5 separate regions of the Homo sapiens genome follow, and all the other regions are linked to region 4. The links are chromatin loops, found by intact Hi-C in ENCODE. Cell type or tissue: endothelial cell of umbilical vein. All regions are shown on one strand. Region 1 overlaps CAMK2D (calcium/calmodulin dependent protein kinase II delta). Region 2 overlaps CAMK2D (calcium/calmodulin dependent protein kinase II delta). Region 3 has its middle 20 kb from the start of CAMK2D. Region 4 overlaps CAMK2D (calcium/calmodulin dependent protein kinase II delta). Region 5 overlaps ANK2 (ankyrin 2).

The links. Hi-C counts contacts between places; a loop is a spot of excess contacts. Peaks named below come from ENCODE experiments on the same cell type or tissue, not always from the same donor. Only the 100,000 strongest peaks of a DNase experiment are listed, where the experiment ranks them.
Region 1: it touches region 4 in a loop (5-fold over the local background); 11 of 110 quality-filtered maps call a loop at or near these places.
Region 2: it touches region 4 in a loop (2.0-fold over the local background); 10 of 110 quality-filtered maps call a loop at or near these places.
Region 3: it touches region 4 in a loop (8-fold over the local background); 3 of 110 quality-filtered maps call a loop at or near these places.
Region 5: a loop joins it to region 4, with 2.1 times the contacts of the local background. A loop is called at or near these places in 2 of 110 quality-filtered maps.

Annotation. Positions count from the first base shown.
Region 1 is chr4:113,450,638-113,455,637 of GRCh38, reverse strand. It overlaps CAMK2D (calcium/calmodulin dependent protein kinase II delta), which reads left to right. Exons shown (of 21, transcript NM_001321571.2): 21 at 1,123-4,606. Among named protein-coding and RNA genes, the nearest start is that of MIR8082, 300 kb to the right of the region's middle. RefSeq lists an enhancer at 2,802-3,349. In endothelial cell of umbilical vein, no CTCF peak of the experiment used is centred here; a DNase peak (open chromatin) is centred at 2,287; H3K27ac peaks cover 1,240 bases.
Region 2 is chr4:113,466,438-113,471,437 of GRCh38, reverse strand. All of the region lies in intron 16 of CAMK2D (calcium/calmodulin dependent protein kinase II delta), which reads left to right. Among named protein-coding and RNA genes, the nearest start is that of CAMK2D, 290 kb to the left of the region's middle. In endothelial cell of umbilical vein, no CTCF peak of the experiment used is centred here; DNase peaks (open chromatin) are centred at 2,297, 3,017 and 3,647; H3K27ac peaks cover 2,913 bases.
Region 3 is chr4:113,779,559-113,784,558 of GRCh38, reverse strand. No RefSeq gene overlaps it. Among named protein-coding and RNA genes, the nearest start is that of CAMK2D, 20 kb to the right of the region's middle. In endothelial cell of umbilical vein, a CTCF peak has its summit at 2,932 (motif pointing left); a DNase peak (open chromatin) is centred at 2,898; H3K27ac peaks cover 3 bases.
Region 4 is chr4:113,545,778-113,550,777 of GRCh38, reverse strand. CAMK2D (calcium/calmodulin dependent protein kinase II delta) reads left to right here. Exons shown (of 21, transcript NM_001321571.2): 6 at 3,062-3,134. Among named protein-coding and RNA genes, the nearest start is that of CAMK2D, 210 kb to the left of the region's middle. RefSeq lists silencers at 2,866-2,955, 2,966-3,135. In endothelial cell of umbilical vein, a CTCF peak has its summit at 3,046 (motif pointing left); a DNase peak (open chromatin) is centred at 2,997; H3K27ac peaks cover 292 bases.
Region 5 is chr4:113,276,165-113,281,164 of GRCh38, reverse strand. ANK2 (ankyrin 2) reads right to left here. Exons shown (of 46, transcript NM_001148.6): 16 at 3,230-3,328; 17 at 2,607-2,705. Among named protein-coding and RNA genes, the nearest start is that of MIR8082, 130 kb to the right of the region's middle. RefSeq lists a silencer at 2,588-2,762. In endothelial cell of umbilical vein, a CTCF peak has its summit at 2,646 (motif pointing left); a DNase peak (open chromatin) is centred at 2,634; H3K27me3 peaks cover 1,307 bases.

The DNA of each region.
Region 1 (5,000 bases), 95 kb after region 4:
TATTGCATAATATTCAATGAAAAACGCACAAGGTCTTTGAAAATTCATAGCAATTTTGCATGAGCTTTTGAATCTAACATTCAGCCCTATTTGGTAGCATAATCCTTATTTTAAAGGTAATAAACACTGAAAAGAATTTTTTCCAACATGTGGATTGTGTCATGTTAGAATCCTGAAGTTTTCACATCAAAAGTAAATTATGTCTGGGTCAGTTCAGATAACTCTCAATTATCCGGACTTAATTTATATTAAGCTTTAGAATCCTTTGGTGTCTTAACCATTCTTTCAAGAGGTTGCAGTTCTGTAAGCAGCTGGCTATGGCGAATGTGTAAATCAATTTGCTGTGCCTGACTGAGTATAATGGTACTTGACCATGAGGACAGGCCACAGGAGGAAGTCAAGCTGAAATTTAAAACTCACAAAATGGGTAATTCCAGAGGATAATTGAAAGTTGACTGTAATTAACTTCATGCTTTTGTTGTTGTTTTTAATTAATTGTTTCTTAGACTTGGGTTACAAGCATTCAGATATGTATGGTGCTGTTGTGAATATTTGCCTCATTCAGAGAACTAAACCTTATCAGAGCTTTTAACAAATAGTGCTCCCAGCTGTTGCTTTCAGCAAAGGAGATCTCCAATTAAAGAGAGTAATCATGTTCTCTCTACTTTCGAGACTATATTCCTTGTTAAATTGACTTCTAGGTTTCATTTCCCAAGGAATCTAACAATAATAACAGAAGCTAAGGATGAACTTGAATTTTAAGTCTATTTCAACAAAAGGATTATATTCATTTACTAATTTGTCCAGTAAACAGGAATGCTTAAGATGTATACTTAGATTTAATAATGTGACTGAAGACTGTGTCTCTGTCTCTTTATTTTTAGCTTAGCTTTGTGTGAAAAAATAATTAATACTGATCTTCTAATTTAATACTCTCTTTGTGTAACATTGTATGTTTCTTCTTGTAATGATCACAAGCAAACATCTCTTATACATAGTGTTTTCAATCTATTTGTTAGCCAAGTTATAAAACTGTAGCCTAGTCAAATCTATGGCAAAGCAATTTGATGATATTTTGTAAAACAATATAATTTATTTCTTCCTCCCCCTTTCTCCTTTCAGCTAAATTTCAACAGTGCCACTTCTGCATTCTCTGTTCTCAAGGCACCTGGATGGTGACCCTGGGCCGTCCTCTCCTCCTCTTCATGCATGTTTCTGAGTGCATGAAGTTGTGAAGGTCCTACATGTAATGCATATGTGATGCATCATCTTATCATATATTCCTTCCTATACATTGTTTACACTTCAACTACGGGGATGTTCCACACAAACTTAAATTACTGTTGGCAAAACAATAGGGGGAGATTAGACAAAAAAAAAAATCCACAATATTCCAAGTACAACTCTTCATCAAGTTTCTCTGTTAATGCCAAGATTTAACAGACTTAAGAACTATTGTTCTCTGAATGACAGTTGTAAGAGAAATGTAAATTTTTTAGAACTCTTTGCTGTTAATCTGTTTTGGTTTGTTTGGTTTTTTTTTTTTTTTTTAAGGTAAAAAAAAAATACACCTTCAGTTTCCTGGTGTGATCCTGGTTAAAATGGATGATTTTTCATTGAAAGTTTTGCTGATTAACAATTAAAGTGGGATGATATGTGGGCAAAATCACTTATGAAAGTAGAAGCAAGAATCAGTTGGTTTGCTACCACATAAAGCCATGCTGTTTTTGGTCAAACTGTGTAAACTGGAAAAATTCACATCATTTCTGAGTTTAATCACTTTAGGATATATTCACATTGTTTTGGTGAATTTGCTGAATTGAATTGTTTTTCTTTCTCAAATCTGTGATCTCTTTTCTTTATCCTGTTTCTTTGTTCCTTTCGTTTGCTTTCTTATTTTTCTTTTGTTCCATTCTTTTCTTACTTTTTTCCCTTTTCCTTTTTTGGGGAGGCTGGCTAGTAGTGTGTGAGAAAAGAATAGAAGTGAAATTTGCATAATGAATGTAAAAGGGAAATAAAAGTCTTTTGAAGGTAGCTATACTAGCACTTTTGATCATCTTCAGGGCCCACAAAAATGTTGTCAAGATTTTAAAGGTTTATAATTCTGCTTAAGCTCTAGTTTGGACTTAGGTATCCTAACTATGTTGGAGGTATTTGCATTGTTTAAAGTTAGGATAAAAGCAAGTTCCTCCTGTGACTGCAACGTCTTACTGATTGGGACAGTTGCCAGGAGGATACCAACTTGATAGCAGAGGGGGTTTTATGCAAACGCACTCACCTCCGCCTTGGGGAATGAAAGGGTCACTTCTGCATCATCACTAGCTAGTTTTCTAGTGTTAGAGAGGCTTACAAATGTTTGCCATTCTCATAAGTGTTTTGAACTTGATCTTTGTGACTTGTGCTTTTTTAGCTTCTCTCTTGAATCAGAGTATCATTGTCTTCCTCCAAGGAGTTAGAATTTCCCAGTTTAAAACAAAAAGGGAAATGTCCTAGGTTTTCTTTGTGCTTCTCATTTTTCCTTTGTTGATTCAATTCCTGTGATTTTTGTTCTCTTCCCTGAAGTGCTTTACAGTGCATGGAATCTCCATCATTGTTATTTTAACGATAGTAATTCACAGTCCTCAGAAGCCTATTTTTAAAGCAGAAGCAAAAAAGAAAAACAAAATAACAAAAACAACCCTTCCTCTTTTCTCTCATCTCACCTCTCTGTGTTGATTACTAATCATCTTAGATATTATTGCTAGTGGATGTATGGTAGATGGGTTGAAGCTTTTCTGATAATTATTACACAATTTAAAACAACATATATATTTAAAATAAATATATACAGTAAATATATTGAGCCATGTTAACCTGCCAATGAGATCTGTGAAAAAATAATGGCCTCATTTTTCTCTTTTTAATTTCTTTTACCCTTTTGTGAAGCAGCTATACGTGGCATACATGTATTTAAAGAAAAAAAAATAGATGTAGAGTGTTTTTTTTACACTTTTAACTTAGCATGTGGTGTTGAAGTATTACTGTAGATCAAGTTTGTCTTCCGCACTAAGATGTGAGGAAATTGTGATTTGTTCTCTCCACCACAAATGAATTACACATTTATTATCTTCTATCATTTTGAAACACTGCAGTTTACCATGGGACACTGTATATATTTCTTGCCATAATGGTAAAGGACTGATTGATATATTTAAGAGTTAATAAATTTGTGATTTCTGCTGACAGTGCGTCCATCTTTATTTCTTCAGAAGAGGTACTGTATGTATGCCTGCATAGTGCTGGCCAGTGTCAAGGGCAGTGTGTCCTACTCTGGTCTCATTTAGTACATAACAATTTGCACTTGGTGAGAATGGCAAGTTAATTGTTCTCTGTGAGCAAAACAATGGTCTCTTCTGGGAAAATGTTGCTGAGAACAATATAGTTAACAACTAAGACTCCTAAAAGCTTCTCTAAACTGTACCCTCCAATCCAGCCTTCACATGGCTGCTTTTTTTTTTTTTTTTTAATACGAACCTGTCCTTGTAACACTTTGATGTTATCATTTCTGGGATACAGGCAAGCACCCCAGCTCCTGCTACTCCCCAGCTTGAACTTGAGCATACATGGATGCTCAGCTTCTTTTGATTTGCTAAAAACATCACACTTGCTCACATGCCTGTTTATGCTGTTCATGTTGTTTATGTTTCTTACCTAGAATAAATAGTCTCTTCCCCTACTTCTTTTCCCGACTTCTTACTTTTTCCTAAGATTCAGTGTACAGCATCATGCTCCACAGCAAACCTTCCTAGGCCCTATTCTGGGCTTGCCTTCCCTCTCAAAACCTACATAATAGATTGTATTTACCTCTCCTGTCAACCACATTGTTTTGAAAATATATTTCTATTTGTGTCTCCTCTACTGCAGTATAATGTCTCCATGGGCAAGAACTGTGTATTCATCATTGCATTCCTAAACCCAAACCAAGGCCAGGAATGGAGATATCATTGATAAATAGTTGTTGAATTGAGGCCAAGCCCTTTTGATAACAGAAGCCTCAAGGGGTACCCAGATAGTCCTTGTTTTAATGATGGGTTCTCTCACCACTGTCTTGATGCTCTGAGCAAGTTACCTCTTCCCTCTGACCCTCAGTTTCCATATTTGTAAAATGAGAATAAACATACCAACTTAATAAAGATATTGTGAGGATTAATGGGTACAGAGTGACTAGAATGATATTTGATAGAAATTAAATGGTAGCAGTATAACTATTCTGATCACTGACATTAATATTCCTATTGTTATTATTCTTTGCTCACGAGGGTATACAACTCTTGTTTTGCTGTTGGGCTGCCCTCTTTATGTAGGTTTACTGTTAATGCTGAGGATATACTCGGACTCAAATGTCTCAGCAGAAGGCTGAGAGACACCAAATGAAGTGGTCATCTAGCTGAATGTAGGAAAAATGAAATGTAGTAGCAAATCAGTATATTCTAAGGAAATTTTCAAGGAATATTAATCTTCACCCAAATTTTGAATTTTTATGTAAAAAATTATAATTTAAGGGTAAACATAGATGACACAGCTTTCGAGTGATTTCATTGAATAAAATTCTACTGACTTCTATGAACCTTTCATGGCTCTGTGGTCTTTTTATCAGATTTTTTAAAGGTGAGAATGTACAAAAAGATTACAATGAAGATCAGCGTACTAGACCATGTGTCCATGAACTGAACAACAGCTGTCATAAACCACCCTAACCTGAGAAAGCAGCAGGAAGCATTTACAGCATTCCTGCTTTTCTCTCAGACAAAACCAATTCTCAGAAGAGAGCTAGAATGTTCTCCTGCAGACTGGAGTAGGAAAAGTTGATAACAGATTAAGCAGTAATTGTACTCCAGAAGGATTTGCATTTAGGCTTTTGCTGCTTTACAACAGAAAAAAAAAATTCTTGTTTGTCCGTAAAAAGTGTTTTTATGTTTTTTTAAATGTCACCAACATTTAAAAATTGGATATGTCATGTA
Region 2 (5,000 bases), 79 kb after region 4:
AATTCAGATGTTTAGAATGCAGTTAGAAATATGAGCATGGAGCCTAGAAAGATTTAAGGTCTCCGAGATAGAGAATTGGCAGTCTTCAGCATGCGGTCAGAGCCAGAGGAGTGAATGAGATTGCCAAGAGTAACCAAATGAAATAATTAAGAGGCTAAGGATGTATCCTGGGAAACATCATCAGAAGTGCTAAGGAAAAAGAATGATCCATGGAGGATTGGATATGGAAACAAAGAAAGAATTGAATCCAGAAGAAACCCCAGGTTTTGAGCTGGGAGACTGGCAAAATTGTGGTTTCATTAGCAAAAATGAGTAAGTCAGGAAAACAAAGGAGTTCGATGATCAGTTTTAGACAAGTCAAAAAGTGTTTTCTGTCATTGTCAATAAACGATAAGACATACTACTTTATACTTAAATTATTTCCATTTGTCAATTTTATATTTCTTAAAGGCTGTCTGGTTATCACCAAATAATGTACCATCATATATTTTAAAAAGGTCATTGGATTGGGAATCGAAACCAATTGAGTTTGTTCTGGACCTACTATTCATTCAAATACTTATTAAACATTTCCTATATGCCATGCACTGTGTTATCTGCTAGAGATGCAATGGTGCAGTACCACCCTTCTAGAGTAATAGAGAAAACTGATTAATCGGTTACATGCAAATAAATATGTAAATACAAGTGTACTAAGTGCTTTTAAAAATCAGGTGCCAGCTATGTATGAATTCATAACATCGCGGGGACCTGACCTAACATGAGGCTCAGGGAAGACTTTTTTTTTTTTTTCTTTTTTTTGAGACAAAGTCTCGCTCTGTCACCAGGCTGGAGTGCAATGGTGCAATCTCAGCTCACTGCAACCTCCACCTACCGGGTTCAAGTGATTCTCCTGCCTCAGTCTCCCGAGTAGCTGGGACTACATGTGCGTGCCACCACACCTAGCTAAGGTTTGTACTTTTAGCAGAGACGGGGTTTCACCATGTTGGCCAGGATGGTCTCTTGACCTCGTGATCCACCCGCCTCGGCCTCTCCAAGTGCTGAGATTACAGGCATGAGCCACCGCGCCTGGCCCAGGGAAGGCATTTTTGAAGAAATAATAGTTGAATTGAGATCTGATAAAAGAAGTAGGAGCAAAATGGGGGGGGTGCAGTTTTCCAAGAAGAGAAGACAGTACATATAAAGGGCTGGTAATAGGAGGCAGAATGTCCATTTTGAATTGGTAAAACAAAGGAGCAAGAGTGGATTGGAGAAGATAAAGTCAAAGAGTCTGAATGAGTCTAATGAGATGGGCAGAGTCCAGATTACGCAAGGTTTTGTAGTCTCTCTTCAGGTACCTATCCTGAGAGCAGTGAGAAGGTTTTAGAAGAGTTCAAATAGAAGGTTATCTGAAGAGATAGGCATTTAAAAAAAAGAAAGAGAGAGAGAGAGGTGGTTGCATTGTAGAGAACAGAATAGTGAAGAGCAAAATTGGTTGCAGAAACACTAAATCAGAGGGCTGTTACAGAGCCTGGACAAGAAATGATGGGTGCTTATACCCAGAGAGAGTGGGGGTGAAGAGGAAAAAAAGTCAAAAAGAAGAGGAAGGCAAATTCAACAGAACTTAATGGATTGGCTTGAGGTGCTGGATTTAGGGAGTCAAATATGATCCTCAGGTTTCTTTCTGGCTTATGCAACTGAGAGATGATCTTGCCATTCACCAAAATGGGGATCCATGGAAGAGCAAGCAGGCTTGTAGTGGTGGAAGTTCTTAAGCTCAGTTCAGTATATGTTGGGTTTGAGGTCCATTTGAGATACCCAAATGGAGGCTCAAAAATAGCCTTGACACATAGATCTGAAGGAAGAGTCTAGAAAGGAGGTTAACAATTTGGGAGTCATTGGAATATAGATGACTATTTAAAACACTGGTGTACACAGGACTTTAGGGATGCAGCATGAGATAAGGAGAGGGACTCAAATTGAGTCTTTAGAAGGAATTGAAGCATTTAATATCCAGGTAGAGAAGGATAACATGGCAAATGAGAATGAGAACATGTAGAAAAGCAAGAGAGTTAAGTAAAAGGAGAGTGTTCCAAGACAAGAAGGTGGGAAGGAGTGATCAGCAAACTCCATACCTTTGGGCAATGCGCATAATCCCTTTATTTATCTGTTAAACCAAGAAATAATCACTGCATTCCTGAGTATTGTTATAGTAACCAAATCTAATGTTTGAGGAAATGTTGAAATCTGTAAGTTGTTTTATTATGTAGTTACTCTCAGTTCTTGGGTTTTATTTTGTTTTCAAACACTGGGATCATTCACACCCTTATCTTACTCTTCCAGGCCTCTTAGAACAAGAGCCAAAAATATATGAATTTGAAAGGGAAAATGTTCCCAATTCTTTGTGCATAATTGCATGGAAAGTAATTCCACTCAGAACCTGGAACATCTCTCCCACTTGGTTTTCTCTTTTTCCTTTTCCTAAGAATCTAGAAATCGCCAGAAAGTACTTTGTGTCCTATGAGTATAGGCTTGAGCACTTCAGTTCTAGAAATAAACCTAGTAGGTAAACAGCTTCCTGCGATTAAATGGCTAGCTCTGGAGTGGAAGAAGCTTCTGGTATTCAGGGAACACCTTACTGGTACATTCTGCATTCATCGTGGTATAATTAGGGACACATCACAAGCTCTCCACTTTGACTTTTGGAGTGGTTATTTATTACTTGGTGTTCAGGAAGAGGGAAGGCCAGATGAGAATGGACCCCCTCCCCACACAACTTGTCTGTCCAAGCCACTGACACAGTAACTGTTCCTCAACCTCACTGCTGATTGAGAGTAGAGCTAGCTAACACCAAACCCTCGCTCTTCCTCTAGGTCAGATGCTGGGCTTGTGGCAACAGTTCCAACAACAAGCTGACTACTATATACAAATGATTCATTTCCAGCCTTCTGCTTTCCTTTAAAGAGTCAGCTGTCATGTGCCGCCTGTGACTCACTCAAGCTCCTTTGCCCCAGTGAAATAAGCACTCTAAAGATTCCTGAGTTCCAGGCCCCTCCTAAGCCAAACGAGTCACATTGTTTTTATGGTGATACAGCACAGAAGCATCCTGGCTAATTCCCATTTGTTGTCCTGCCAGCAAAAGCACCATCGTTTCTAAGCATAAGAAGTGAGAGAAGGCAATTTGTGTTGCTTTGTTTATGCAGGACAACCCTTAAGCCAGTTGTGGCATGCAAAATACTTAAGAGTGAATGCGTATTTCCACAGTGGTTCAGAAAGTAAAAGATGGCCATATACACCCGATGATTCTAATTCCATATTATGCTTGTGAGGCAGTGCAGAGACTTTCAGAAACTTTAGGAAGTGATCCTAAACTCTTCACACTCTATAAACTGAAGCCTACCCTAATGAAGCTCCACGAAGGACGTTGATCTTATGCTCATTTCAAATTGGCCATGTTTTCTAAACTGTAGTTTTTCCTATCAGCTGTATATCAGACCAAAAAAAAAAATCTGTTAGTTTGAAATGAGGATTTCATGTGAGAGAGAAGTTTTGGTGGCCACATTTTTATAATCTCATTTTCTGAGATCCTCCTCACCCGTATCCCTTATATTCCAGAATCGGGTCAGCTGTCATTAGCTTTTGCCAAATGTTCATACTGTTGAGGGCACAGACAGATGAATCACCTATTGCCTAACTGAATTAAGCTAAAATGTGTCACTGGCAGGATCCTTATTACAAAATCATGCCCTGATACCACTTCTGTCACTATGTTTTGCTGTTGAATGTATTATTGATATTCATCAATCAAATGAGCAAGGGCAAGAAATGTTTTGGACTTCTGTAGGAGCTGTGTTATATTACTTTATATAAATGAAAAGTAATTATGTAACTAAATATGAATTCTAACCCATATAGTGATTTTTTAATATTATAGACCTTGACATTGTTAGCAACCATATTATGGACTAACTTAATCACATTTTATAGGATAGTTTATTACTTGTATTTGTTATGATATAGTCTCATATAGTCTCGATGAAGTAAAATGTGGTTTATAGAAAATTTATTTTTAAATAATGTCATCACCTAGGTAACCTGAAGTTTCAGAGTGAAAGTAAGCATTTAAGCTTGTGGTTAAAATCTGCTTGATGAAGATCAGATTCATAAAAAATGCAAACTGGTTTCTTTAGTCAATAAAGAATAAAACCTGAGGTCAGCTTTCTTCGTGATCAATAGCCTCACTACCTCAGTAAGATAAGATGGGAAGTAACATTTTGTGATTCCCAGTCTATGTTCAGTGATTTTAAGGGAATATCGCAATATTCTTAAAATCCAGTAAAATTTGATTTCTAAAATATTTCATGCAGTAATTTTATAAATAAGAGAACAGTGTTCTGAAATCAAGAAAAGTTTATTAGTCTCAATTGATTAAATTCACAAACATTGAGCATCTATTCCATAAAAGACACTGAACAAAGCTTTTTAGGCTATACAAGAAAATAAAATGTTCTTTGCCCTCGGGAAGCTTTTAAGTTAACAAGGAAGACACATTACACAGTACAGAAAGTTTAATAACAATTTAAAACAAGTAATAATGTGTTTTAAACTAAAGAAGGTATCAAGAGATAGCATATGCATAATTGCCGAGTGATACAGATGCTGCAGGCTTTCAAAAAAGAGAAAGAACACTTGAGGCAGATGTCAGTAGAAACAAATTCACTGAATAGATAGGATTTGAGCCAAACCACTATTAATAATTTCACCAATTATGGGCTAGGAATAGAAACAAATCATGATTGGTGTTGGGTTTGACAGCTATACCTGGAGGCTTTCATCTTATTATCTGCCTACATCTACAGTATTGATTCATATGTCACTTCTTCAATTTGTAGAGTTTACTAAAGGCCATTTGTCTAAAAACAAAGGCCAGTCACAGTGTCGGCATCCTTTTGTAGAGTTTGTCAAGCAGAAAAGTGAGAAAATGCAAATAATTATATAAAGTTCAATATCTCAATGCAAGA
Region 3 (5,000 bases), 230 kb before region 4:
TCTCCCACATTCTTGGTCATCCAAGTCCTTCCACCAAAGCTTGTTTCCAGTTATCAGAAAATTCCTCTACTTCCTTAATCTTTTTATTGAACATTTCCTTCAGATTCTTGTTGAAATTAACCTGACTCCAGCAAACCCTGCTTTCCCTAGAGCCCTTCAAGTGGAAAATGTCTTTATTTTTTCTTCTTTTTCCCCCCTGAGATGGAGTTTCACTCTGTTGCCCAGGCTGGAATGCAGTGGAGCCATCTCAGCTCACTGCAACCTCCGCCTCCTGGGTTAAAGCGATTCTCCTGCCTCAGCCTCCCGAGTAGCTGGGAATTACAGGTGCATGTCACCATGCCTGGCTAATTTTTTGTATTTTTAGTAGAGACGGGGTTTCACCATGTTGGCCAGGCTGGTCTCGAACTCCTGACCTCGTGATCCACCCACCTCGGCCTCCCAAAGTGCTGGGATTACAGGCGTGAGCCACCACACCCAGCCTATTATTTTCCTCTTATATGCTACATACTACATACGCTTAGAGCTTGAGGTAGCGTCCTCTCTGCTCCCTGTTGCTACTTCCAAACTGTCACTCCTATTTCACACTTCAAAACTCTGTCTTTTGAAACACACGTTATCATTCTTTGCCACTATGGATTCCCTTCTTGTTAAGCAACGTAGGGACCTCTGAGTCACTGCTCTTCACTCATTTATATATTTTCTGTCATCATGGCTATCTACTTCAAAATCCAATTAGATGACCCAACACCTTGACCTCAATCCCTTTGTTTCCTTACCTCTAATAATCTTGTCCTCTATCACTCTTCCGTGACCCACTCATGTGTCATATCTAGACATTGTCATCACCCTGTACCATCTTTGAATTTCTCTTTTAAACATCTCATTCTGTCATTTCCTATTCTTCTAGCCTACTTACTCTAGTACTCTACTCATGCAATTCACCAGTTCATTACTAGCACTAATTCATTAACCCCATAACTTTCCTTTATTCATCTTACCTCGTGTCCTCACGTCACTTGTACAGCTTGTTTTTCATGTTTCCATCATATAACTACTTTTTTTTTGAGAGAGAGAGAGAGAGACTGAGTCACATTCTATCACCCAGGCTGGAATGCAGAGGCATAAGCATAGCTCACTGTAACCTCACCTTTCTGGACTCAAGCATTCCTCCCCCCTCAGCCTCCTGAATATTTTAGACTACAGGTGCTCACCACCACACCCAGCTAATTTTCTTATTTTTCTGGAGATGGGGGTCTCACTGTGTTGCCTAGGCAGGTCTTCAACTCCTGGGCTGAAGCAATACTCCTGCCTAGGCCTCCCAAAGTGTTGGGATTACAATTATGAGCCATTGTGCCCAGCTTTACTTTCTAACAAATGTCCTTAATGCCCCTTTTTCTTTCTCCCTCAATTATTCTTCCCTGGCAAAACCTAAACACTGGTCAAATCCAACTAACTGTTAATATGTTCCTACATTCAAGTGGTTGAACACTACTGGAGAATGTTACATAATTACGCTTATTGGAATCAGCGTGAACAACATCTTGCTGAAGACAATGGCTAATTCTATGCTTTCATCTGTCACTTCCTGCTCGTTAAAAGATTTTTTTTCTCTAGGTATGTTACCTATTATTGTGTGTTTCAGCTTGAGTGTGCTTGCATTTAAAACCACCATAAGTGCATTTTTATATACAATTCTCTCAAGATAACATTCCATAAGCCAATGACTTGACCTCTACCTCCTTTTCAGCTCTTCAGGGAGTAACAAAAATACAGGATTTCCTTATGACTAGCTATAGCAAAAAATTGTTACAGAACACATATTTAGTGCATCGTGCGTTTGCTTTCTGTTGTGTTTTGCTTTATTTCCCCATGTATATAGCCTTTAAGAATCTATGACCTAGATAAGCCTTTAAATACCTAGTCATTTAACATTGTAATCCATTAACCATTTTATCTTTCCCTTGTCCCCCATACAAGATTTTGGACCACATGTAATTTCCATCTTCCAACTATCAGATATTGTTCAATGGCATTTAACTTCTTACTCTCAGATGTTGTTAAATGCACTGACTCAGTTCTTCCAAAGCCTATAAAGAATGCATCCTCACCAGGTACCTTTGCTTTGTCCTACATCTCAAACTCAATAAGCTCCAAATCTTTAGTCTCTACAGACTGCATCTGCTTTAGAAAAACTGCACTGTGTCTGCCACAGCCCTCATTGAATGTTTTTGGGTTTTTTTTTTTTTTTAGGGGGAGGAATGAGGGTCTATGAAGGGAAGATGTGATGTTTCCTTATTTGTAAAATAATAAGAATATAATAAATATCATGAGGTTTTTCTGATGTTTCAATGAGTTAATGCATGTAAATGTCAGCAGAGTCCTGGCATGTAGTAAGCATCTAATAAATGTCACTTTTACAATAATTATTAATACTTAGCCCAGTCTCTCTACCCTTGGCTTCACATTACTAATATTTACCAATTAACTCAAGGAAAAAATAATTTTTTTTGGTTGGTTCTCTTTGCCTCTTTGTCATCTTTTCTCTTATCTCCAGAGAGTCTTTTCTAGTCATCTGTTGGCCTCTCTTCTGAGTAGGTATTCTAAGAGCCTCTCCCTCGTGTTCATTCTAGTACTTCACCCTAATTATATTGTCTTCCACTTTCACTAAGGTGCTTTGGGAAATTTATCAAGTAATAATTGTAAAATAACCACCCTAATGCTACAGTTGTTTAGAAGTAAACATTCCAATAAACATAAACATTAAAATTAATTTTAACTACAACATTTGTTCTTTATATAATATCCATGGAGTCAAAGTGTCTATTTCTTTTCAAAATTTACCAGAAGCCCTTAATGAAATGTCCATCAGTATTTCTAGATTACTAACGGTGATCACAAATTTCAAGCCCTCTAGTGGTCAACATTATCTTGCTCATTCTCTAAGACTGACAGTATTCTTCAAATACATTGAAAAATTAGTATAACTTACAAAAACATTTCCACCAAGAGAGGATTAGATATTATCCATGTCCCCTTCTCAGTGTACTACAGCTCAAGCCAAATTATTCATTACAACAAAAAAGTTGTTGGATATCAATGTTAATTAAATTTTAATATTTATTTTTATTGGGAATAAGAAAAAAATCCCAAAACCAAGATAAATTATCAGTTCTTCCTGACTTGAAAGTGAGTAAAATATTTTAGAAATACAATAAATTTAGTTTTTTGGCTTCAGAACCAGAGGTGGCCACTTACTATTTATATGTTACTTAGAGGAACTAATAAATATTTCTAAGCACCAGTTTCTAACAGTTTTTAAAAACTCTAGGCTATAATATTTACCTGATAGAAATTATAGGAAGGAAACAAGATTAAAATACAGATTTTGACTAATTTACTACATAGAACAGAATAGGTGCTCATCAAATCCATAAAATAATCATGGTGTCATTACTTTTGAGTAATAAAGGAAAATTAAGAGATTTCTCTAATGTCCTACAAAATTCATATTCTTACTGGAATTACCTGATTAAATCTAACATCAAATGCATTTTGTGTGCATTTAAATAACAATTATTCCAAGTTATATATGACTTAATAAGATAGTTACCCCTTTTGCAAAACTCTATGATTTAAGTTTTTAATTTAACTCACAGTGTGCTATTTTTTAAACTGCAGAAACACGTCTTTTTCTTCCATTTCAAGAACTAAAAACAAAATTAGTTTTATTCAAAAAAATGGCCAGCTATAAATAACTGCAGTGATTCTGTGTAGTTAATGTAAGGCTATTACAAATATTTAGGATTAAAAAGAAAAAATAGAGACATGAAAATAGTAATGCATGGAAATGGTATCTGACTTTTTAATCTCTAAAAAACTAAATTAGTTTTTGATGAAATTATGTGATAATTATATTTTATTTGTAAAATATCCTTGCTGCATTGTGTGATTGAGTACACATATAATACTATGAAAATAAAACATATTATTCTTCTCTTATTTTTTTGATGAAAGAAAATGTATAGACTGAATTTCACTCATATAGACCAGGTAATAATTTATCCTATTTTACTGTAAAGTCACCAAGTCAAGCTTTAATGAATTTTATATGTAGGGACATATGTCTATTTCCTTGACCTAATTTCTCTGCCAAATTTAGATCTAGAAATGTGTAAACATGGTGTAGCGGTTTTTTTCTACAAGCCACGTAGATTCTTAATTGGAAAGGATCCCTGTTCCGAAAGACAGATAAAAGAAAAACAACACAAAAATTAATATGTATATTTCACGTATACATAGGAGACACCCAGGGAATGAGTAATTCTCAAAGGAGTGGCTTTGAATCCCAGCTTACATAGCATCTTCAACAAAGAACAGTATACTTTTTAGAGAAATAAGACAAAGGAAAAAGACTTTGAGTCGCTATAGTCAGCAACTTGGGGAAAGGCAAATAAATGATGGATAAAGGCTAGTCAGTAAAGGTTACTAATGTAGATCCCTTGGGTATTTCAGATGATAAGTGTCCAAACCTTTTGTATTTATAAATCTATATACCGCTTTTAAGCAAATAAAAACTAAAAATAAAAAAAGGGAGGACAGAAAGCTTTCCTGCATTTGCTTCTTCTTAATTGTCTTCAGCAAAATGTGAAAAATCCACACTTTGGGGCTGCATATTCTGGTCTCCTACAGTAAATCCATAGGGTTCAATCTATAATAAAAAGGAAGTAAGTATGCCAGATGAAATAAGGAATGCCAAGTTAAATTTGGATTTCAGACAGTGAATAATTATTTAACATCCATATGTCCCATGCAATAATTTTAAGTATATTGTATCTCAAATATTACATGGGCATATACTAAATAATTTATTGTTTATCTGAAATTCAGATTTAATGGGGTGCCCTGTATTTTTATTTGCTAAATTTGGTAACCTCAAAAGAAAGATTAAAATTATTCTGGGGAAAACATACAAAACAAATATTTCAACAATCATACCTTAT
Region 4 (5,000 bases):
TTACCCCAAATCCCCACATTAGGGTCCTGAAAGGGGCCATGGGGAACCTCTGGAAGTAGCTATTTGGCCACTTGCCAAGAAACAGTAATACTTTTAATCAAGGTACTAAACTAGGGAATTTCATTAATGTTACCCTTCAAAGTTATGTTAAGCAGGCTGTTACTTGGTTTGAAAAATACTGGTTGAAATTAAAATAGAGACTATTTTTACTGCTAAAGAGCTCTAAGATATTTTTTATGAAAGCTCTCCGATAAAATCAAAGAGAAGGAACATTCCCTTCTAAATACATAAAGAGGCTATTTCTCAGTCAGATGTGGTGGCCCACTCCTATAATCCCAGAACTTTGGGAGGCCAAGGTGGGAGGATTGCTTGAGCCCAGGAGTTCGAGACCAGCCTGGGCAACATGGTGAAACCCTGTCTCTGCTGAAAATACAAAACTTAGCCAGGTGTGGCAGCATGCACCTGTAGTCCCAGATAATCAGGAGGCTGAGGCAGGAGAATCACTTGAACCTGGGAGGTGGAGGCTGCAGAGATCATGCCACTGCACTCCAGCCTGGGCGACAGAGTGAGACCCTGTCTCAAAAGAGGCTATTTGATTGTCAAAAAATTGTAAAAATTTTTTACTAGTTCTCAAAAATTTAAGAATTGAATCCATTCTCACTAGTAAAAAAAATGGTGAAGTCCATTTAGTATGTGTTATTGTTTACTTCTTTATCTTCTGTTATTCCCAAGATTCAATAATTTATGCTTGTTGTTTGAGAACAGGAAGAGAAATATTCTTAAAGAGTAGTGCAAAGTGAACATTATTGTAAAAGAAAAAAGATTCCTATGGTTTAAAAATAATGACCAATACTCAAATAAACAATGTAGTCAACAGCAATGAATGTGAGACGCTTTTAGTGGTATTGTTAATAAAAGAGCTAGAAAATCATAGTCATGATCAATTTTTAAAATATTTACATTGTAATAAATCAGATGGTGATTACTTTTTTAAATTCAAGATTTTTCTTTAGAATAATATTATTTTATACATTAAGTGGTTGAAAATGTCCTTATTAAAATGTTTGCTTCATCTTTCAATGAATAAATGTAGTTCAGGATGTACTTGCATTTGAATTGCACAGTGAACTTATACAAAATTCATCAGTGTGATGTGTTCTGCATTATTATATGTCAGATGACAGTTCACAGGACCTTATAGGTGCCAAACAAGGATTTCTCCTCTCTAATTAGCAGTCCCATTTGATATCAGTGAACCCTTAATAAGAATAGCATAAAATGTGCATTTTGATATAGTATGAAGCAAAAGTTTTTCTTCACTGAAGTGTATGGAAGTGGGTTTAATAATTACCAATGCTCCAGGGGATTGTAAATTTGTATTTATTTATTCTTTGAAAGCTCCCTAGCTCTTCCCCAAAGTATTCTTACACTAAAGAGGGGTTTATTTTATTCATGAGTTTACTTTAAATTCTCCCTTTATTGTTGGAGACTTGCATTTGTTTTCCTGTTATATACTTTACAAAAAGCAACGCTTCTAAGGCGAAATGGTAAATGTGTCCCTCCATTTTTTTTGACCCTTGTTTCACCTGCCACTTCATCTGTGTTTACCCTCTTGTTTCAACACCTGTTTAATTGTGACCTCAGATTTTAAACAGTTTAGATGTGTATAAGAAATACCTGGAAATTTTATATCTCTGAAGAATTTTCCCAGAACATTATGGGAATTCTTTATAAATTTTTCTTTCTAAATATGGAGATTTTACCTTCTTATACATATTATTTAATTTGTACACTTACAATGAAAACAACACAACTCAAATTGTTTTGTCTGAACATGTCACAAAGTCTATGTTGGATGTCATTTTTGTTAGAACCAAAATTAGCTTTATTCAGCTTTATTTGATTCCAACGTAAAGCTAAAAAAAGTGAAGAAATATAATTTTTGTTTGTTTGTTTGTTTCATTGGGACTTTCATTTTATTTCATATTCAATGTGATTATGTGCCTTTAAAATGTTCTCCCTTCCATTCTGCCCTTGTATCTTTGCAGTCATTGTATACAGCAGATTCTAGAAAGTGTTAATCATTGTCACCTAAATGGCATAGTTCACAGGGACCTGAAGGTCAGTATATGGAGTCCATAAATCTGAATCAAAGCAGTTTTATTTTTTTTTCTGGGGAAAGGGCAGAGGGTGGGTATTTAAAATGGTTCCCTTGCCTTTCCCAACTTGTTTCTAAAATGAGTAAATGATGAAATGATAATGCATGATGCCTCTTCCAGTTTGCTCATCTACAGGCTAAATATACATCATAGCAAAAAGGGAAGAATACTAAAGAATACAACCTGCTAAGTTTCCAAGCAGTAAACTACCTACCAAAAGGGATTGAGGAGCAGGCTTTCTTGAATTGCCCAGCATTTGCCTGGAGATAAACTTGGCCTGTGATGTATGTCCGCCTGTAGATTTTAAACACCACTTCTGTTCTGAGACCATGGGTTGCTGTAGCAGAACAACTGGTTACGCATTGCTCCATTTGAGTCTGATGAACCCTTAGGCAAGAGATATTAATTGCCAGCTAAATTAAAGCACAAGAAGTTAATGATTTATCAAAAATTCATTAGGTATCTTAATTTAACCTTAGTGGTGCCCTGACTGTTAATGTGACAGCTTTTAGAACAATACTGGAAAAATGGGAGAGAAAAGGGAAACAATTTATGTGACGGGGTGGAGGCGGAACACCACAGCTATAAAGATTATATTTGTGTTCCACTTTATTTCCTGGAAGAATTTATAACCAGGAAATGATCTCTTGAATGACATAAAGTGTTTTCAAAATGGATTTTTCTAGAACAAATGGACCCACATTCTGGCTCACATCTGGTAAGATCTGATTGTTCTGAGGTAGTAGTCACTCTACTTGAGCAATATGTTTACATGACTGAAGGTGGTACAATACAACCCCAGTTGTCTGCTAGCTCTGCACTTTAACCCAGTCTCTCTGAGGGTATACAGACAGTGAGTGTAAGCTTGGAACTAACACACGCCCCCTGGTGTTTGCATGCAGTCATTGCATTCAGCAGATCCTGGAGGCTGTGCTACACTGCCATCAGATGGGCGTGGTCCATCGGGACCTGAAGGTGAGTAATGCGGTTGAAGAAGATAAACCACCACACAGTTCCTAATGACTGTTCAGCTGCAATTATGCCTGTAAAGGCAAAAATATGAGCAATAAAGTTGTGTGGACTTATTCCAGCACGTTACTCAGGAACTTTCCCTCACCACAGTCTCTCTTATTTCATCTCTAACACACACTTGAGACATATAAATCTTGATTTATCCAGATAGAAATAACTTCCCAACATTAACAATAAATAGGATGCTATATTTCTTTCCTTGTAAGGATGGATATAGCATTAATGTGACTTTCAGTAGGGTTTGATGATCTTCACTCTAAATTTGTTCTGTGTACATTGATCAAACATTTTATATTCATGTGATATATACCCAATATTATGTAAATACTTAGTAAAATTATAAAGTGTGTAGAGATAAAGTTATTAGGTGAAGTTTTAGCCTAAACGATTATGTGCTAAAGAACCTCATTTTGAATTCTGACATTCTCTTTCCCTTAACATTAGTCCTAGGAATTCTGAGGACACTGAGGCCTCTTAGTTTTTTATTTATTTATATTCCTAAAGACCAAGATAATAGTGTCTTCTAAAACTACAGATGTAAAGAAAGCAAAACAAATTTAATCATCAAATAATATTTATGTAGCAAATATATATGGATATCCCTATATACATATTCTCATTTGAATGCCTACTGATACCCTTAAGACTTCACTCAGCTTCTGATACCCTTGAGGACAGAGAATTTTTAGATCATTTAGAAATGAAATAGCTCACAAGGGGAGTACTTTTTCATTAATTTTCCGTCTCCATTTCCCAGCACTCTAGTTTTACCTGTGGAATTTCAGAAAAATAGTGAAGCCTAGAAATCGAAAAGAAAAACTACTGGATGAGTAAAATAGTAAATGTGAGCACTGTATATAGTTTTGATTCTTTCAAACTCAGCATTTTCTAGGCATTAGGACAAAGGTGACAAAGGATAATTTAGAATGTCTAAAACTATGTGTGTTTAGTGAGAGGACCTAGACTTATTTCTCACGTGCAGACTTTTCTGGTTATAAAAAAAATTATAAATCCATATTTCCAGTCACTTAATGTTCTAGAAGACTATATCTCTAAACCAATTACATGAAGATGTGATTTATAAGCAAAACATTGCCTTAGTTTTCTGCAATCTTTTGATTTCATTTAATTCTGAGAGTTTTAAATATCAAAAGCAAAGGTATGGTTAAGGGCATTTTCTTCTGAAGAGCCAAGATCGGACTGTATATCTGCTAACACTTACCAAATGTACCCATTAGTATAAAGCAAAAGCAGTGTGTTTCTTTGAAAATTCATGTATTTTACAGTCACCTCAAAAATTCTTTACTGGCCATTTACAGACAGAGCCCCTTTTGTTACCTCTCAGAACCCACAGCACTACTTTCCTTTTAAGTGAACATATATGAACATGCACATCATTTGTGCAATTTTTTTTCAGACACTTCTATAAATTTATTATTTGAAACATTTTACTCCATGTTATATAACCATAAGTGGACTTTAAAAGCCAAGTATTAAAAAATGTGAATCCTCTTCCATAACTTTAAAGATATTTTTTGTGGAATCGTAATACAGGACTTCTCTAAACATCTGGAATCAGGTGAGCACTTCAAAGACTGGAACTTTAATAGGACATGGGCTGTGAAGAAAAATATATTCTCTGACGTATGAGCTAACGTCACTAATTAAAAACTTAAGCAGATGATTTTTAGGGAGGCTTACTAGCAAAAGAAATAACTTGCTGCATTCCCCACCAGATTTCTTTAAGGCAGGGAAAGTACTTTTGCTCTCCATTCTTATTCTGATTCTGGGAAAGGACAGAAATGAGCT
Region 5 (5,000 bases), 270 kb after region 4:
ATGAGCTATCATCAAATCTTGATCCTCACACAACCCTACATTATCTACTCTGTCCCCATTTCTCCAAGCAAGAATAAGTATCTTTCATTTTTGACAAACAATGTTTCTCCTGAAGCAACTGAAGGAAATTCAGCTTGGAAGCCTTTTCAGGGTCTGATCAGAGGTCCCAGATGCTTCAAAATACTGTATTTGTGTCCATAGACTCTATTGAAAAAAAGGACACACAGATTTTTGTGGACCAAATAAGTTTAGTCAACTTCTTTTTGCTACAATGTGTTTCTTTAGTCTTAGTTACCCCACTGCCTACAGCATGGGCTCTACTAAGGTTAGGTACAGGGATATTTTAGCAAAACAACATAAGCGATCATCAAAGAAGGTGTCAATTCTGGCAATGGAGGAGGTTTGCCTGGTAGATACTCAACCTACAAGATCTGAAAAGCCCTCTTACTCCACAAAGAGGAAACATTTTTGGACTCAAATAATTGCAGCACTCCCAATAAAGACTAAGAGAAGGTTCTGGACTCTGGTGGAAAGAAGCAAAGTTCTCGTGGCCAAAGGACCGTGTGTATTAAGGAGAGGAGACATTATAATGAGCAGAAAGAGAGTCTAAAGTGGAGACTACAGTGGGGATCTTACCATCTGGAGCCCTCTAGGAGTGGCCCCAAAGATGAAGGGCTCATGTTCATTGACAGGCTGGGGCAGATAAGTGAAAGACACTAGAGAGGCATTCCCAGAATACCCATCCTACTGTGGACTCTGGAGTAGACAAATGCTTTATGTCATCTTCTGAACTCGGTACGTGCATGCCTAAGATTAAGGACCATACAAGGTAGAGGCTAGAAATCAAGGCTATGTTTATCTCCTTAGGAAAACTATACACATTATTTTATAATCTAGGTCTTCTCTTACAAGTAGATTGAGAGTCCCTTGTGGAAAGAGAACACACGTTTTACAATTTTACCTCCCATTGAGTACCTATAATCCTTTCTTTGCACATTGTAAGAGTTCAACGAAAGTACTCATGAGTACTAATGAAGTCTTTTGTATCTATGTTGAGAATGGTCAGCCTGGAAAGCTAATGAAAAAAAAAATGCTGGTATGTTAAGTGAGCAGGTATATTTTTATTCCATAGTTGCTCAATCTTCATTCTTTCATCCAAATTTATTGGGAACTCACATATGTTATTAAACACCTCATAGATATGCAAATGAATATGATATGAACACTCCTCTAGTAGCTTATAATCTAGTGTAAAGAAAGACATAAAATATGTGCTGAATTGATGAGGTTGTAGAAAAAAGAGGAGTAAGAACAGTGTGGATAATTATGAACATTTGGCACCCTCTTTTGACAGTTCAAGTACTTTATTATAAACTGTTTATTGGCATCAAAAAGATATAAATATATGTAGATGTATATGTATGTATGTGTACAAAGTTATATATTTATGATATATATAATATATTTATATATAAAATATATATTATACAGAACATATTTTATGTATATATCCTATTTTTTATTTATAATATGTATAAAATTTAAATAGGCATATGAGTATATATGTATATATTTGTATAACAGAAGTGGAATAAATCTCCCTCTATTGCTTTGGGGCACAAAGGACCTAGTGGTTAAGAGCACCGGCTCTAAAGTCAGTCTGCCTGAGGTCAAACACAGGTACAAGCTCTAACACTTATTATTCATATGACTTTGGAAAATTAACCTACTTAAATCTCACCTTCTCATCTGCAAAACGGAGATCATTAGAATACCAGTCTCATGGGGTTATTATGAGATATTGCCTGTAAAGTGCTCGGCATAGTGTTTGGCAAATAAATGGTGGCAGTTTTTTTATTATATTGTCTAATATAGCATAAATATTTTCCCATTACAATCAATATTTTTTAAATAAACCCTGATGTGTTCTCAAAATAGCTGTGCTTAATTAATGAACGAAAGACGCAATGAGGACTTTATGCATTATACGACATTCATATATATTTTCAGTGTAATAAGGGGCCAACTAGAATGGTGGGAAATGCCCTGTCCGTAAGTACAAGTCTTAGTTGGAGCTGTTTCGGAATTTGGTGCTAGATATACACCAAAAAGGCATCCTCCCACCACCTCTGAATCTAGGGACTTAGAGGGATCCATGCTACAGTTAACACAGGTAAAACATTAAAAAAAAAGACAAAGAAACAAATAGAAGTTTGAAGTCGGAAAGAATGAGAGTATAAAAGGACATTTTCATCATAGCATTTGGTTTATAGGAGAGAAGAGAAAATATGTTAATGACTTTATTTCTCAGTTCTCAAAATTCAGACTTCATTCTCTAACACACAGAATGTTAGCAATAAGATTCATCTCTACTGGTTTATAGGCACATCCCCTTAATATTTGCTGACTCTTAAAAAATCTTAAAAAAGATTTTCAAGACGCAACTGGCAGAAATACAAGGGAAAAAAAAGGGTGTCAATACCAAAAGCTACTATCGCTAGGACTAGTCGCAGTTATACTATACCATGTGTTTAAAAGACAATTCTCATGTGTTTTCAGGCGATAGTTACACCCTATGCCTGTAAATCCTTTTCTGTGGTCCTCACCTTGGCAGTGGCATGAGGGGAAGCACCCTTCTCCAGTAACAGCAGCGCCACCTTCTGGTTGTCATAATGAGCAGCAACATGGAGCGGGGTAAGGCCGTTCTGTAAAGGGTGTGTTTAAGTTTCAGCATTAATAAATTAGGGTTAGCTGCCCTGAAGCTACCAGGATGCCTGGAAACTGATATTGATTAAATTCATGTTAATGAATTAATATAGTCAATAGAAAAAAGAACGAAAATAAACAAATCCCTAATAATTTTCATATTAAAAACATAACTAAAATTGAAAATGAGCATACCACCAGCAAAGGGGATCTTGAGGGTCACAATGTAAAAAGGTCTAAACTGCTATGTAAGAAATACTACATTAACATTGCAGGGATTCTTCTTAATATAGAGACTTTCTGGGGCTGTTGTGACAAGACTTTGAGGCACAGCTCAAAATGCTTTCTGAATCAGTGTGTATGTACCTGGACGGTCATGGAAGACATCGCCACCATGTCTATTTGGGATAGTTTCATCAGTTGCTCTCACATTCCTTTCAGAGAAGTGAGAAAAATGTCTTTACAGATCTCCTAATCTATCACCTTCACTGTTACATAATTATAACGTATAGAAAATCTTTACCTTCCCTGCAGAATCTGCGGCAGCACGGCGTTGCAAGAGAAGTTTTGCCACATCCAGGCTTCCATACTTGGCTGCTACATGCAGGGGAGTAAAACCCTTCTGAAAATGTGAGAAACAAAAGTAAAATCGTATTTATTGTTGTAACTCCTCAAAAAATCTTTTTATTTGTTAACATATTGAGCAAAGTATACTGATTCTTCATTTGGAAAAAATACTGGTAGCATTAAATCTGTTAGCCATGAACAAGGACAAAGAAAAAGAATACAATTTAACATACAAAAGTTTGGCTTGATAGACTGAATAAAAGAAATTTTATTTTAAGGGCTTGGAGACTGAAATCTGACTTTATAGGTTTGGGATTTTTAAAAGCCACTAGTGTCAGTAAACTGGCTCCAATTTGTGAATGGGGAAAAAAAGCCTTTTCTTGCCTCTAAAATTAATAGAATTGAAACAACAGCTGCCTTCTCTCCAACCCTCCTTCTCTTTCTTTCAATCCTTTTTATAACACCTGAATTCCAAATTCATTTAAATTTTAGGATATTTTGGCAGCCATAGTAAAAACAAGTATTCGTGAATTAGTTGACATATTTTCTGCAGAAATGGCAAGATAAATGGTCTATAGAACAAAAAACATGTACTATTAAAAAGCAACTCCCATCCTGACTTGTCCCCTTTCCCAAAAGACTCACACTGTCTAAAAGACCAATTGCTTTTGTAAAATACGTTCTACTTCTGGCATGATGTTGGGCTGATTAACACCAGACTTTTAAACACACTGAAGCTTTAGAGCTTTTTTTAGAGGGCTGCTCTCCTACACATGTTGATATGTGTACATTCAGTGTCTTCCGTGCCTAACCAATGGCCTTACTCTGTAATTAGCAGTGTGTTATAAATACAGATAAGTCTCTGGACTAAGATCTCGAGGATGGCACAGTTCCTACACCATGATGTCAAATCCATCCTCTTGGCCAGACAGTTTAACCACATGCTCTTCTGGCACTACAGTGGGAGTGGGGGAATTCTAACACCGATCAGGGCCTGTAAAACACATAGCAAATATGCCTGGGTTAGGTGCTCTAAGCCATGGCTTATCCTGGAACCATTTAAGCCCCCATCATAAACACAGAATATCCCCCAAGAAGCAATATTGCCCTTTCGGTGTCTCCAGACAAATTATTTTTAAATGAGATGACGTTTTTCTTTTTGCTTCTTTTTTGAACATTTGGTATTAATAAATCCTTGGAAGAGAGCGAATCTTCTGGTTTTTTCCAAGTGTGGGACAAACGTAGGAAGTATTTATTCCTTCTTGCATTGTCCATATAAACCAGCATTTGTGGTTAGAGCTCTCCTCCCTCCACTCAATGCACACAATGATTAGGGTGATACTCAGGATGAAACAGAGTTCTTTGAGGCTAACTGCATCATGAGGAAGAAAACATAAACTCCTTATCTTTAAAGTCTTGCTAGAATAGTGATCCAACTCTTATAAGTTTGGAAATGATTATTAGACAAAAATACATAAAATCTACTGTAGAATAACAAAACCAAAGTTAGAAGGCATCTCTTGAGTCACACATCTGCCTTCTTCCTTTATGTTAATCTCACCAAGATTTCATTTACCCTCTTAAATGTCTTTAATAATGATGAATCAACCACTGTTCAGCCCTAGTCAGCTGAACTCTTAAAATGCTGTTTGGCCGGGTGCAGTGGCTCACTCCTGTAATCCCAGCACTTTAGGAGGCCGAGGTGGGTGGGTCACGAGGTCAGGAGA